Linked DNA regions of Homo sapiens: region 2 is linked to region 1. The links are chromatin contacts, found by Hi-C or POLR2A ChIA-PET in ENCODE. All regions are on one chromosome and are shown on one strand. Each heading gives the region's core, a stretch centred on a gene start or an enhancer-like site at or near the end of the contact. The rest is flanking DNA. Distances are from core to core; before and after follow the strand shown.

What was found. A loop is a pair of places that touch in the nucleus more often than their neighbours do. ChIA-PET counts read pairs that join two places held with the same protein, here RNA polymerase II (POLR2A).
Region 2: a map of Caco-2 shows a loop between it and region 1 (16-fold over the local background). The contact joins two enhancer-like sites. A Hi-C loop is called at or near these places in 1 of 168 maps with a recorded cell type or tissue (Caco-2). POLR2A ChIA-PET finds 5 or more read pairs at or near these places in 2 of 52 experiments (Panc1 and activated T-cell).

The regions. Positions count from the first base shown.
Region 1 is chr2:16,010,074-16,016,153 of GRCh38, forward strand. No RefSeq gene overlaps it. Among named protein-coding and RNA genes, the nearest start is that of GACAT3, 37 kb to the right of the region's middle. RefSeq lists an enhancer at 3,375-3,986. Within about 2 kb of position 2,655, at least 3 of the 41 ENCODE cell types and tissues checked have a DNase peak (open chromatin) inside an H3K27ac peak, as active enhancers do.
Region 2 is chr2:16,421,998-16,428,077 of GRCh38, forward strand. All of the region lies in intron 2 of LOC107985855 (a long non-coding RNA gene), which reads left to right. Among named protein-coding and RNA genes, the nearest start is that of CYRIA, 240 kb to the right of the region's middle. Within about 2 kb of position 3,879, at least 6 of the 41 ENCODE cell types and tissues checked have a DNase peak (open chromatin) inside an H3K27ac peak, as active enhancers do.

The DNA of each region.
Region 1 (6,080 bases), core at 1,405-3,904:
TTCAAAAGCTCCCCCAACCTGCTTCACCAACCTCCCTGCCTCTATTCACTTCTCCACTCTAATCCATTCATGTCTCAACTGCCTGAGTTATCTAAGACACAGACCGAAGCAAGGCACATTTCTTGCCAATAACCTCACAGGGCTTGCTTTTGACCAGGGGCCAAGTCTCATCCATGGAATTCGATGGTGGAGACCCTGCATAACCTACTTTAACTGACTTCATCTCATGTGTTTTTCTCACAAACTTTTATTTTAGTTAAATTAGGCAACCCACTGTTCTCTGAGCACCTCTGCATTTTTCCCATTTCGGAGCCTTTGTTCACTCTATTTAAAATTACCCACCCTGTCTAAATTGACCTCCCTGCACAGTACAAATGTGTTAAGTTGAATTCAATTCCAAATGTGCCCTAAATCCTCCTTCCTTCAGGATGTACACAGAAGGGCACTTTCCAGATCTTATGGTGCCTCCTGGAACCCAGGACAATAATTGCAGCCCCCAACCCCAGCTTGTGGGGCAGGGAGCTATTTCTAGTTGATGATATTGGGCAGGCAAACACCCTGTTCTCAGGTTTAGTTCCCAGGAGTCTGCAATGCCTCAGTCATAGCGAATGGTTCCCAGTACCAGCCACCATATTGGATATTTTGACTGTGTGCCCTCAAACTGCATACATAGTATTTGTTATCATCAGGAAATATATGCCATAGGCATCTCCTTCTGCCCGGATCCTTTCCTCCCTTAGCTGCTGATTCAAACCCCATCCTGAGGTTTACCCAGCCCTGACTTTGATTTGGTCACATGCTCAACTTCATTCCTTAGAGATGTTGATGTAGATGTCAGATTTGCCTGGTAGTTCTACTTTGTTAATCAGCAGGGAATGTTACTCATTGTTCTTGTAAAATAGTATTAGGAACTAAATATTTATGTCTCCCCAAAATTTGTATGTTGAAACCCTAATCCTTAATGTGATGGTATTTTGAGGTTGGGCTTTTGGGAGGTAATTAGACTGTGAGGATGAAGCCATCATGATAGGATTAGTGCCCTTATAAGAAGAGACATAAGAGCTTACTGCTTCTTTCTCTCTGCTCTCTACCATGTGAGGACATAGCAAGAAGACGGCCATCTGCAAACCAGGAGGAGAGCTCTCACCAGGTACCAGATTTGTCAGTATGTTGATCTTGGACTTCCAGCCTCCAGAAGTGTAAGAAATAAATGTTTGTTGTTGAAGCCACCAGTCTATGGCAATTTGTTATAGCAGCCCAAATGGACTAAGACAAATGGAAAAGTAAAGCACTCTACCAGCTTCCCAGGTGGGTTTTCATCCGTTTTCACATAATTCATTCCATAAATTAGAGTGGGAGTTTTGCAGACATGGCATCAAAGCACCTGCTTTCTGTAGAAGGTAGTTCAAGGCCAGTGCAACAAAACAAGGTGCTCAAAAGTGATGCAAGGATGAGAGATGCAGGAGCACCAGGGACAGGGTGGGAAGTAGAGATTCCCAGAAGGTGGGGACAGATTGAGGCTCCAGTGTGGTTTGGGGCCATAGTGCCAGATGCATACTTATTTGGAAATAAAAAAGAATTTTTAGGCCCTGTCAAAATGTTTTCTCAACATAGCCTGGCATTAAAATGGTCTTGTTAAGCAAAGACCAACTAACTTTGGAGGAGAGATCTGCTCTGCCATTCACACCAGCTCAACGCTGGGGTCAGGGGACCAAGGCTTTCATCTGGGCTTTCTCTCAAACTTGCCATAAGATCTCTTTTCACTGCATTTCTGTGATTGGCTTTCTCCTCTGTAAATTGAATACCAACTTGCAGAGTGACCGAAAGGGCACATACCCTAATGCTTTGAGCTCCTTGCTTTGTTGTACTGGCCTTGAACTACCTCCTATAGAAACCAGGTGCTTTGATGCCATATCTGCAAAACTCCCACTCTAATTTATGGAATGAATTATGTGAAAACAAATGAAAACTCACCTGGGAAACTGGTAGAGTGCTTTACTTTTCCATTTGTCTTAGTCTATTTGGGCTGCTATAAGCAGTTTGAAAATGTGCAAAGCCTCCTCCATGTGCAAAGCTCTCAGAATGATGGTTTAACAAAGGCATCATGGCCAGGTGAGGTTGCTCATGCCTGTAATCCCAGCGCTTTGGGAGGTAAAGATGGGAGGATTGCTTGAGGCCATGACTTTGTGACCAACTTAGGCAACATAGCAAAACCCCATTTTTACAAAATAATGAATGAGTGAATGAATAAATAAATAAAATAATAATAAAATAAAAACTAAAAAATTAGCTGGGTGTGGTGGTGTGCCCCTGTAGTCCTGGAAACTCAGGAGGCTGAGTTGGGGGGATTGTCTGAGCCCAAGAGCTCAAGGCTACAGTGAGCTATGATGGCACTGCTGCACTCCAGCCTGGGAGACAGAGTGAGATCCTGTCTTAAAAAACAAACAAACAACAACAACTACAACAAAAAGGCGCCTTGGGAGAGGAAGCTCATTCCCAGCAGACCTGTGACACAGCCTGTCTCCCCAGCGAACCCAGACCATTTCCCACTCTGTGGGCAGATTGACCAAGCAACAGCACTTTTCTGTCTTCATCTGGAGTCCCTGGCAGAGGCCACCTCACTGAGGTTCAAGGCAATCCAGACTCTTGGGTAGAGCACACTCTGATGGTGGCACTACATCAGCTTGCACGAGCATGTGGCACAGGGGCCAGGCAGGAGCTGGTGTCTGCAAGGAGCCGGGAAGGGAGGGGCTCCTAGGCTTGCCACGGCTGCAGTCTCCAGGAATGAAAACCTGTCCTGCCAGTTGCATATGTAGCAATTTTGAATGCAAATAGCCACTTCCCAGATTTTTTTTTCTTTCTTCCCAGCAAAACACCCACATCATTTCCTTCCTTTGTTGGGCCCTTCCTGAGACCACTGGCTGGGGGCACATAGTAGGCACTCAATAAATATTTGCCGAGTGCGTGAATGGGTGGTAATCCAGCACTAATCCCCCTCTCTTCAGCTCCCCACCCCCAGGAAGAAATAAAAGATGTCCATTTGTGGCTTGGCCACATTCAGGCAAACTTCCATATTGCTGCCAAGTCCTGCCATCTGCCACCTCCGAGGTGCAGGTGCTGGGCACCCACAAAGCCCGGCCGTGGGCACAAAGGCCCGATGTGCACTGATAATTGCCGAGTGCACAGCCCGCCAGGCCGGCCAGGCTGATGCAAGTTTGCTGGGTCTGCTGAGATTTGCATACAGATGGCCAGTCGGGGCGCAGGGCCGCCGCCACCGCGACAACGCCGCCCGCGCCCCGGGTAGACCGGCCGCAGCCCCTTTAGAAGTGCGGGAGGCTTTGACTGCAGCCGAGCCCCAGAGAGGCCTCATTCTGCCTGTCCTGAATAGTCCGTCATTCAAAGCAACGCTTTGAAATTTGAAAAAGAGAGAGAGGAAAAGAGAGAGAGGAGAGACTGAAAAGCAGAGAGAGAGAAACAGAGACACACAGAGAGACAGGCAGAGACAGAAAGAGAGACAGAGACAGGGAGACAGAGACTGAGACTGAGACAGAAAGATTCAGACAGAGACTGAGAGAGGCTGTGAGACAGAGACAAACAGTGAGAGAGCTAGAGAAAGAGAAGGAGAGCTTGGAGGAAGGGGAAAAAAAAGCAAATTCTTTTCTTTGTGAGACTGGGGAGTGTTGGGCAAGGAGCCAGGGGGCTTCAAGAATGTGAGCGAGGCACCAGGAAGGAGGGGATCTCTGTGGAGACGCAGCTTCGGACGTGTGGCATGCACTCTCCTCCTGGTCATCCGGAGCAAGGGTCTTCAGAGCCCGAGATGCGCGACGCGCAGGAAGCACCAGAGAGGGTGGCGGGAAGAAAAGGCACCTCCATCACTTTGAAATGTCAGAGGCAAGTTGCGGCTGCGTTGAAACTAACAAAAAGAAAACACCTGCACACGCAGAAATTTTTAAAAACCCCTGTAAGCAAAACCACAAGCTCCGAAGGTAAAGCCGGAGGAGCTGTCCCTGAGTCGCGCCCGGGAGCCCCTCCGCTGTCAGTAGGTGCCGAAGGCATTTGTTCTTTGTGTGTCTTCATCTCATTTGGTTTGGAAACGGCTCGCAGGGGGAGTGTCCAGGCCTCAGGGACACGCCCGGGCGCTCTGGGCATCGGACACATGGCAGGTGTTCCGGCCTCGCCTGATTCAGCCCGGCTCTCTGTTTAACAACCATCCCGAGGCCTTCGCTTCATGTTTACTAATACCCCTCGCCCTCAGTCCTCCCACCAGCTCCCCCACCCCACCGACATCAGTGAATGACCAACACAGCTAAAAACAAGAAAGGCGTTATTGAGAGAGGGTTGCCTCCCTTGTCCAAACTAAATGAAAGGGAAATAGAATAGCAACAGAGAGTAGCTATTTATCATGTTCCTAACGGAACGTTCCAACCTGCTTCCCGTCCTGTGTCACCTCTGTATGAGAAATCTGGACGCCCGCCTAGATTTTCCACTGTCACCCTCAGCAGCCAGGCAAGCCCCGGGGCGTCGGCTCTCCTGCCTTTAACTTGCTACTGTCCATCTGCACTTTCTGCAGGCTGCCCCATGGCCCGTGGGGGCGCCTCTAGCGCTCCTTTTCTTCACCCTTGGCTCCTCACCCCCCAACCCATCTTCTCTCACTGCAGCCAGAAAGCTGTTTCTAAAACACCATTTTAGTTATATCTCTGTCTTCCTTAGAACAGTCCAACGACGGATGACTGTCATCCTGAGAATAAAGACCAACCTCTTCAGGTTGGCATGGAAACCCTCATTGGTCCAGTTGCTCTCCTGCACCTTGCAGGCTGGCCCTGCACCTTGCACCTAATGAACAAACTGCTTCTAGATTCCTCCCTAGTCTGGGTTGTTTCACGTCCTTGCCTCTTTCCTAAAATGGCGTCACTTCTTGGCTTGCCCTTACCTCACTTGATGAACAAGATGAGGCTCCTTCCTTCCTCCTGCCTACCTTTCCTTTTTTCTTCCATTCAGCTGGCAAGTACTTTTTTGGTACCAAGCCGATCTCAGGTGCTGAAGAGAAAGGGATGGAGAGAGGAACACTTTTGTCTTCCACACTTTCCCCTAGTATTGTAAGGCAAGCAGAGGGGGTAACAGTGGGGCCCCCTGCCGTGGTACCCCACACCCCTTCCCAGGCGAGACAGGATGGTATGGGGCCCCCTGCCATGGTACCCCATCCCCCTTCCCAGGTGAGACAGAATGGTATGGGGCCCCCTGCTGTGGTACCCCATCCTCCTTCCAGGCGAGATGGCTAAGGAGCCCCCTGCCGTGATACCCCACACCCCTTCCCAGGCGAGAGAAGATGGTATGGGGCCCCACACCCCTTCCAGGCGAGACAGGATTGTATGGGCCCCCTGCTGTGGTACCCCACACCCCTTCCCAGGCGAGACAGGATGATATGGGGCCTCCTGCCGTGGTACCCCATCCCCCTTCCCAGGCGAAACAGGACAGTATGGGGCCCCCTGTTTTGTTACCCCATCCCCCTTCCAGGTGAAACAGGATGGTATGGGGCCCCCTGCCTTGGTACCCCATACCCCTTCCAGGCGAGACAGGATGGTAGTTTCCACCGTCTGGATCCAGACATTGACTGTTTTTCCATCAGAGGCAAAGCCAATGAACTCAAGACTAGTGAACCCTGAACCGAACGATTTTCGTCAATATTTTCATCATATGTTTATCGTCTGAAACTTTGCCAAGAGCTCAGGGGAAGTTATTCCCAGAGGATCAATCACAGAGAGTCAATCGTGAAAGAGAAAAGGGAAGTTACTGATAATTTGACCCAGACATAGTTTTATGATCTCTTTTTCCTTTCACCACTTGAAAGGTCAGAACAAAACTCACTTTAGATGCTGTATTTCATTCTTTCAACAAATATTTGACTCGAATGAATGAGACTGTGAGTGAGGTATTTGTGTGATGATTTTCTGTGAATTAGCTCTGAAATGTGAATATTTTCATGCTCAGGAACATACCCCTATGTGGTGACTTTCTCAGAATAACTTTGTACATGCTCTTCTCATTCACTGCAGGTCTTGCATGGATTTTGGCCAAAAGCA
Region 2 (6,080 bases), core at 2,629-5,128, 410 kb after region 1:
CTCAGAATGATATGGCTAAAGAGAAACATCTAAAGTTTATGCATATTTCAAAATGTTTCTAATTTCATTTCAATTTCCTATGAGACCCACAGTTTCTACATTTATTTAACGAAGCCATTAAATATCCCATTGGCTTTGGGGAAATGAAGATTCAGAGCAACAGCATTTTCTGAGTATGTGTGATTCAGGCACTATGGGGTGTGTAGTGGAGAGTTAGAGATGAAGCAGGCCTTGTGCCTGTCTCTTGAGACCTCATAGTCAAGGTCTATGTGAGCCCCCACACTCTTGCCCAGTCCCCTTTGACCAATGTGATCAGTGGTCACCTTTGCTCATGGGGTTGCCTATTATATCTGGGTTAAAACCCTTTTTCTGTGAAAAATGACATGATCTTGTGGGGATCCAATCTCAACTTCAGTCTTGGTCTCTGGCACACTGTTCTCAATCATAACCCATAGAAACAATTCTTTTAGTTTAAAGTTGGGTAGTTATAAACTTGCTTTTGAGGGGGCAGAGAGAGGGAAGGAAGTTGGAAACATTGATTACAAGGCAGAATTAAATACTAACACTAATTTCTCATTTCAATTTAAGCAAAAAGGGGGCCTTTCTGAGAGTTCTTATGCTTTTGAAACATTAAAGATTGGGAAGGTGCACCCTATGGATAATAGTGACGAGCTTCATACATCTGAGGCCATCCTCTTGACTCTCCTTGCTCAGGAAAATTTCCTATTTGGGAGAATGAAGAGCACAAACCAGATAGTATATTCAACTATGGAAAAATAATGACAAATTTCATTCAGCAACTACATGGAAGAGAAAGTTTGATTTCCAAATTGTAGTCATTTTATTGCAGTACCTGATCATAAGAGAGTAAAACCTTCAATTGAAGTTACAAAGAATAGGGCAATGATACATGTCAGCCTTTCATGTCTTCCAATAAAGTCTCAGTCACTCCCCACAATTAATTACCCTTCTTAGTGAAGATCTGGATAGTTCATTGCTTAGTACTAATCCCTGTGAACAGGCTCTCTCTTTCCATTGATTTATCTAGATTTGCACTAGTATTTACTATTTAGGCATCATTCACTTTGTAGAACCCCTGCAATTCATAGATCTCTGATTGCTTCCCATGCACTATGCTATGGGTTTTGGCATGCATTATCTTACTCAATTCTCACATGTTGTAGGTAGATTATAATTTTCAACTCACATAGTTAAGAATAAATAACCAATAGAGGCTTTGAACAGAAAGTAAGTGGCTTTGTTGCCTGGATTCATCCATTTATAATGAAGTAATTAATATATGGCAATTAAAAAAAATCCCAGCTGCTTCTCCGAATAGACAGAGAAACCAATATCACAGAACAAATGATGCATATTATGTGAGGAATCATTTGTGTGCCTTCCTAAGTTATGGAACTGTTAGGTCAGTAGGTACCCACTGGGTTAGAGGAAGGTTCAACAGAACCTTTTGGGCTTACTGAACATATTCATGTGCAGGATTGGTGCTGGTATGGGGAATTCAGACACTAATAATCTGCCCTTTCTCCATGAGGCTCTCAGTGTGGTGGGTGCAGTGGTAAGTGAGGGTGTGATGCATTGATATTGAATACTGGAACAAAGCTGTGTGCATCCAGTGATGACCACTGGAGCTGCCCACCCAGGCAGAGGCACAGGACCTCTAAGCTGAGAAAAGCCTTCAAGGGTGGGTGGGCCCATGCAGGCATCTTGCAGGAGATGAGATTTGCCCTGGCTCTGAAGCCTGATTTAACCACAGTAGGTCATCCTTACTCAAACTGGCTCTGGCAGGAAAGCAGTCCCAAGTACTAAGAGTTTCTTACAGGGGCGGGCTTATGGTGCCGTGGGGCCAGGACTCCAGCTCCACTTCTCTGCAATGACTCTCAGCTGCACCCTCTGAGTTTTGGGTTGCAGTACAATGACACGGAAGTCCCAGGAGCCAAATCCAGACAGGATGAAGGCCCAGGGGAAGAACAAAAACGTCTTTTTCTCATTCTCTGAAGCAAGAAAAACATTCCCAGAATTCCCCCAGAGCATTGGCCAGAATTGCATTACATGACAGATACTAAACCAGTCACTGACAAAGGGAGGGAGATAACTCTGATTGGCTTGAATCGATCAAAGTTTCCTCTTAGAACTGGGGATAAGGAGTAGCTTGGGAGCAGGTGACTTTCTGAAAGTGATCTGGGTTCTGTTAGAAGGAAGAATGAACAGAAAGACATTGTGCTGCAGGTGAACAGCTGAGCACATTATGCACAGAGATATTTCATTTTTTAGATAATTAGAATAGGGAGAGGACATTCTACACAGGGCAAAAGTGAAGCTGCCTCTTTTGAGGAGAAATGGTTAATTTAGCTGAAGCATGAAAGCAAGAGGGGGAATCACTGCAGAAGAAGATATTCTGGACAACAATACAATTATGATATCAGAGAACTCTTAATTTCTCAAAAACACTTCACTGACTCTCACATCAACTAGAACAGCAAGTATCAACAGAGAAATCTGAAGTCCAGAGCAGGTGAGTAAATCTTCCAAGGTCACACAGCCTGTAAACAACAAGGTCTGGTGACTCTTGCCTGGGATCCTTTTGCAGTTCCTTGGCAATTAGTTGAGGCAGGTATATTAGTTATCTATTGCTGCGTAACAAATTATCCCAAATTTGGGAGCAGATCAGCTGAGTGGTCCTGACTCTGCTGAGATTGCACTGAAGCTGTCAACTGGGACAAACCATCTAAGGCTTGTGTGGGGCTGCAGGATCTGCATCTAAGCTCGGTTGCATGGACTTTGGCAGAAGGCCTCAGTTCTTCCCCATGTGAACCTCTCCACAGGGACCTCTCCACAGGGCTTCTTGCATTTCCTTATGGCTTGGTAGTGGCTTCCACTAGAGCCAGCAATAAGAGAGAAAGAGCAGGACAGAAGCTTCAATGACCTGTATTACCTAAATTTGGATGCCACTACATTCTGTTGGTTAGAAGTGAGTCAGTAATTTCAGCTCATACTCAGAGGAAAGGTAATTAATCTCTACCTTTTGATGGGAGGAGTATCAAAGAACTTATGGGCATATTTTAAAACCATCACAGCAGCAAAAATGCAACATGCATCCTGACATCTGGGATGAGTTCACCATAGAGAAGTCATTCAATCTGAAGGCATTAAAATACAAAAATGGTACTCCACAACGATAATAGACCAGATGACTCAATAGGAACCGTGGTGATGGTGGCGACTGGGATTTGACTGAGGCTCACCAACAAAAACCTCAATTATATTGGTTCCAAAGCTATGCATAAATTCGGAGAGAGAGCGTCTAATATGAATGGTGGTAGGGAGTAGGTGAAATTCCCTGCTCATCATTCTGCCCTAGTAATATGCATTAAATGCTCACTATTATAATCAAAATGACACACCATCCTTCTTTCTGCTGACTGTGGGGCCTCAGGATACCTAGGTCTCTGTCTCAAGGTTGGGCAGTTTTTCCCATGATCAGAAAATACAAGATCTTTTACTAGTACCCTCTTAGCAGTTTCCAAAATGCTGGAGAGAGCTCAGCATTCTTGGACCAGAAAGGCAAGCACAGAGTGGTACCTCCCCCTACCCCTTCTACAGCCCCAGTGAGGACTTTCAATCCAGTGGCCTCATCCCAGGGAACCTTGGGAGAGCTGGCAAATACTCTAAACAGATAAAAGATAATTGAACAAGGAGTGAGTAGTAAACGGTGACAAAGTGCTATTTCCATAATAAGCTTATCTGAGTAAACTTTCTCAGAGCCCCTGAGTTCCAGAGCAGGGTGTGGATTTGGCAATAGTAAAGAAACAGGCCACGCCAGGAATGTCTGGGGAGCTAATGAATGCCCCTGAAGTGGTTGACGTTCCTATCTCTGCTTTGGATCCCTGCCACCTTGACTCGAATGTCAGACGGTGTTTAATTGGCAAACAGGGCTTCAAAGGGTTGCTGGGCCCTGCTCCCAGGGCCCTGGGGCTGTTAATGTTTAATTGTCATGTGCAAGGGCCCACTAGCTCTTGGTAGATTTGGGTGTTTTATTGCACTTTGAAAAAGCAACGTTATGAGTCTCCTTCTTGCTCCATGGACATTTTTACAGACATGCCTTGGAGTCACATGTTGCCTCACCTAAACTCTGAGTAGCAAAGTCACCATGTTATTCAGCAGGGTTAGAGAGAAACACCTTCAAGCTGAAAATACTCCAGATTTACTGCCTGTGTCCTAAAATCAACAAATATTGATTTCTTTGGAGCATCTGGATCAGCAACAGAGGAAAAAAAAAGAAACTGAGTTGGGGGTGTAGGTTTAGGGAAGAGAAAAAAGACACAGAAGTGAAATTGCTAAATGGCAGATCATACAATTTCTTCATTGAACGCTGGTGGCATCCACTCTCCTTGACACTGGCTCTGTTACTCATGGCTCTGCTGGAAATGCAAATCTTTAAAAAAATCCCTCTCCCTAAAAGGGCCTATTTGCTTTATATTGTTCATGTAATTTAAAAAGTCTAGAGATTGTCTTAATAAGACTTTATAGCCTTCCTCTAATTACATAGGGAAGAATAAGAAATAATAGAAGACAAATACTTTTTTTTTTCTAAACTACATGGAAATTGTGAATAAAGGAGTAGCTTCCAACTTCCTGACATTTGAAAAGCACTGTTTTGAATTGAATATGAATGATTCCTTTGAATTTTCAATTCAATTCCATTTAATTGAACACATCTTCATTGAGTGCTTACTAAGTGTTCATATCAAACAATTTCTTTGGTTTTGAATTAGTGGCTTTTACAGAAATTGTTTCTTTTGTTGAATTCTGGAAATGTATCGGTTTGTTGTTTTAATCATCCTTTTGCTGATTGTGAATATCTCTCTAAGGAAGGAATGTAAGGAGAAATATCTAATTACACCACTTATATCAGAATGGCAAAGTGTATATTTATCTTGTTTGTTAATTATATATGTCACAGCTAAAGACCAAACATCAACTAATGTCGACATTAGCCAGAAGGGCCTGGCACACATCAAGAGCTGGGTGGATCACAAATAAAATACAATATAGCAAGTGGAAAGCACATAGACCTTTTTATGTGTTTATGTTGAATCAAATTTTTTTGTTCTTTTTTGCACATTCTACGTTCCAAACAGCCAGATTTTCATATGGTTGATCTCTAAGAAGTAGGTTTTACAGTAGAATTGCCACTATGAACAGGTTTCAGGGTCTCCCAGCATGTGTTAGATTTTCAAGGCAATGTAGCAGACACTTAGAATCTTCCAAAGGATGTAATCTCTTTTCTTTAGCTCTCTTGTTTGCCTCAGTTCCCATTCCTTCCGTCCCTACCGCTGATTTAGCGATTCCTCTCCTTTGACAAGCGGTAAGCAGACAACCCCTTCCAATCAAAGCCGGTGCTATGAAGTTCAATCACATCCAGGGTTCTCAGCCCCAGAGCTTCCGCCGCCTATGAATGTAGATGGGGGAATAGTCTATTGTGCACAAAGCACGTGCCCTCCAAATCCATATGCACAGTTAATTAGTTGAGAGCCCTAAAATGTTATGTGATTCCTTTCTTAATAGAAATGAGAAGTTGTAAAGATGAGAGGCCTTTATTCACACTTTATCAGCTATTTTAAATTAAGGGGTATATTATCCTCTGGATAGATTTACAGGAACACCCATTATGCACCTAACTCCTATTATCATTAATGGCGGTAAATGCATGCACACACAAGCTCAGCACTCCGGGCTTTACACAAGAGGCCACTCTTTTCCTCCTGTTATTAACAATTCCTGCTTCACATTTCTTAAATATCTGCAAAATGAAACAAAACATTGTTCACAACTTAAAGACTATCTGGGTATATGTTTTTCAAAGGAAATTAGATTGGTACATTACATAGGTTTGCAAATTTACATTATGATAGCAAGTGATTATGACCGCTGCCGCTCACCCTCTTTGAATCTCCCTAGAGGTGAACACACAGGGCCAGGGGTGCAGAAGGGGGTGGCAAGGGGTCGAGATTTCCCATGACAGCGTGGCATAAGGATCTGCTGGCAAGGAGTTGGAACTT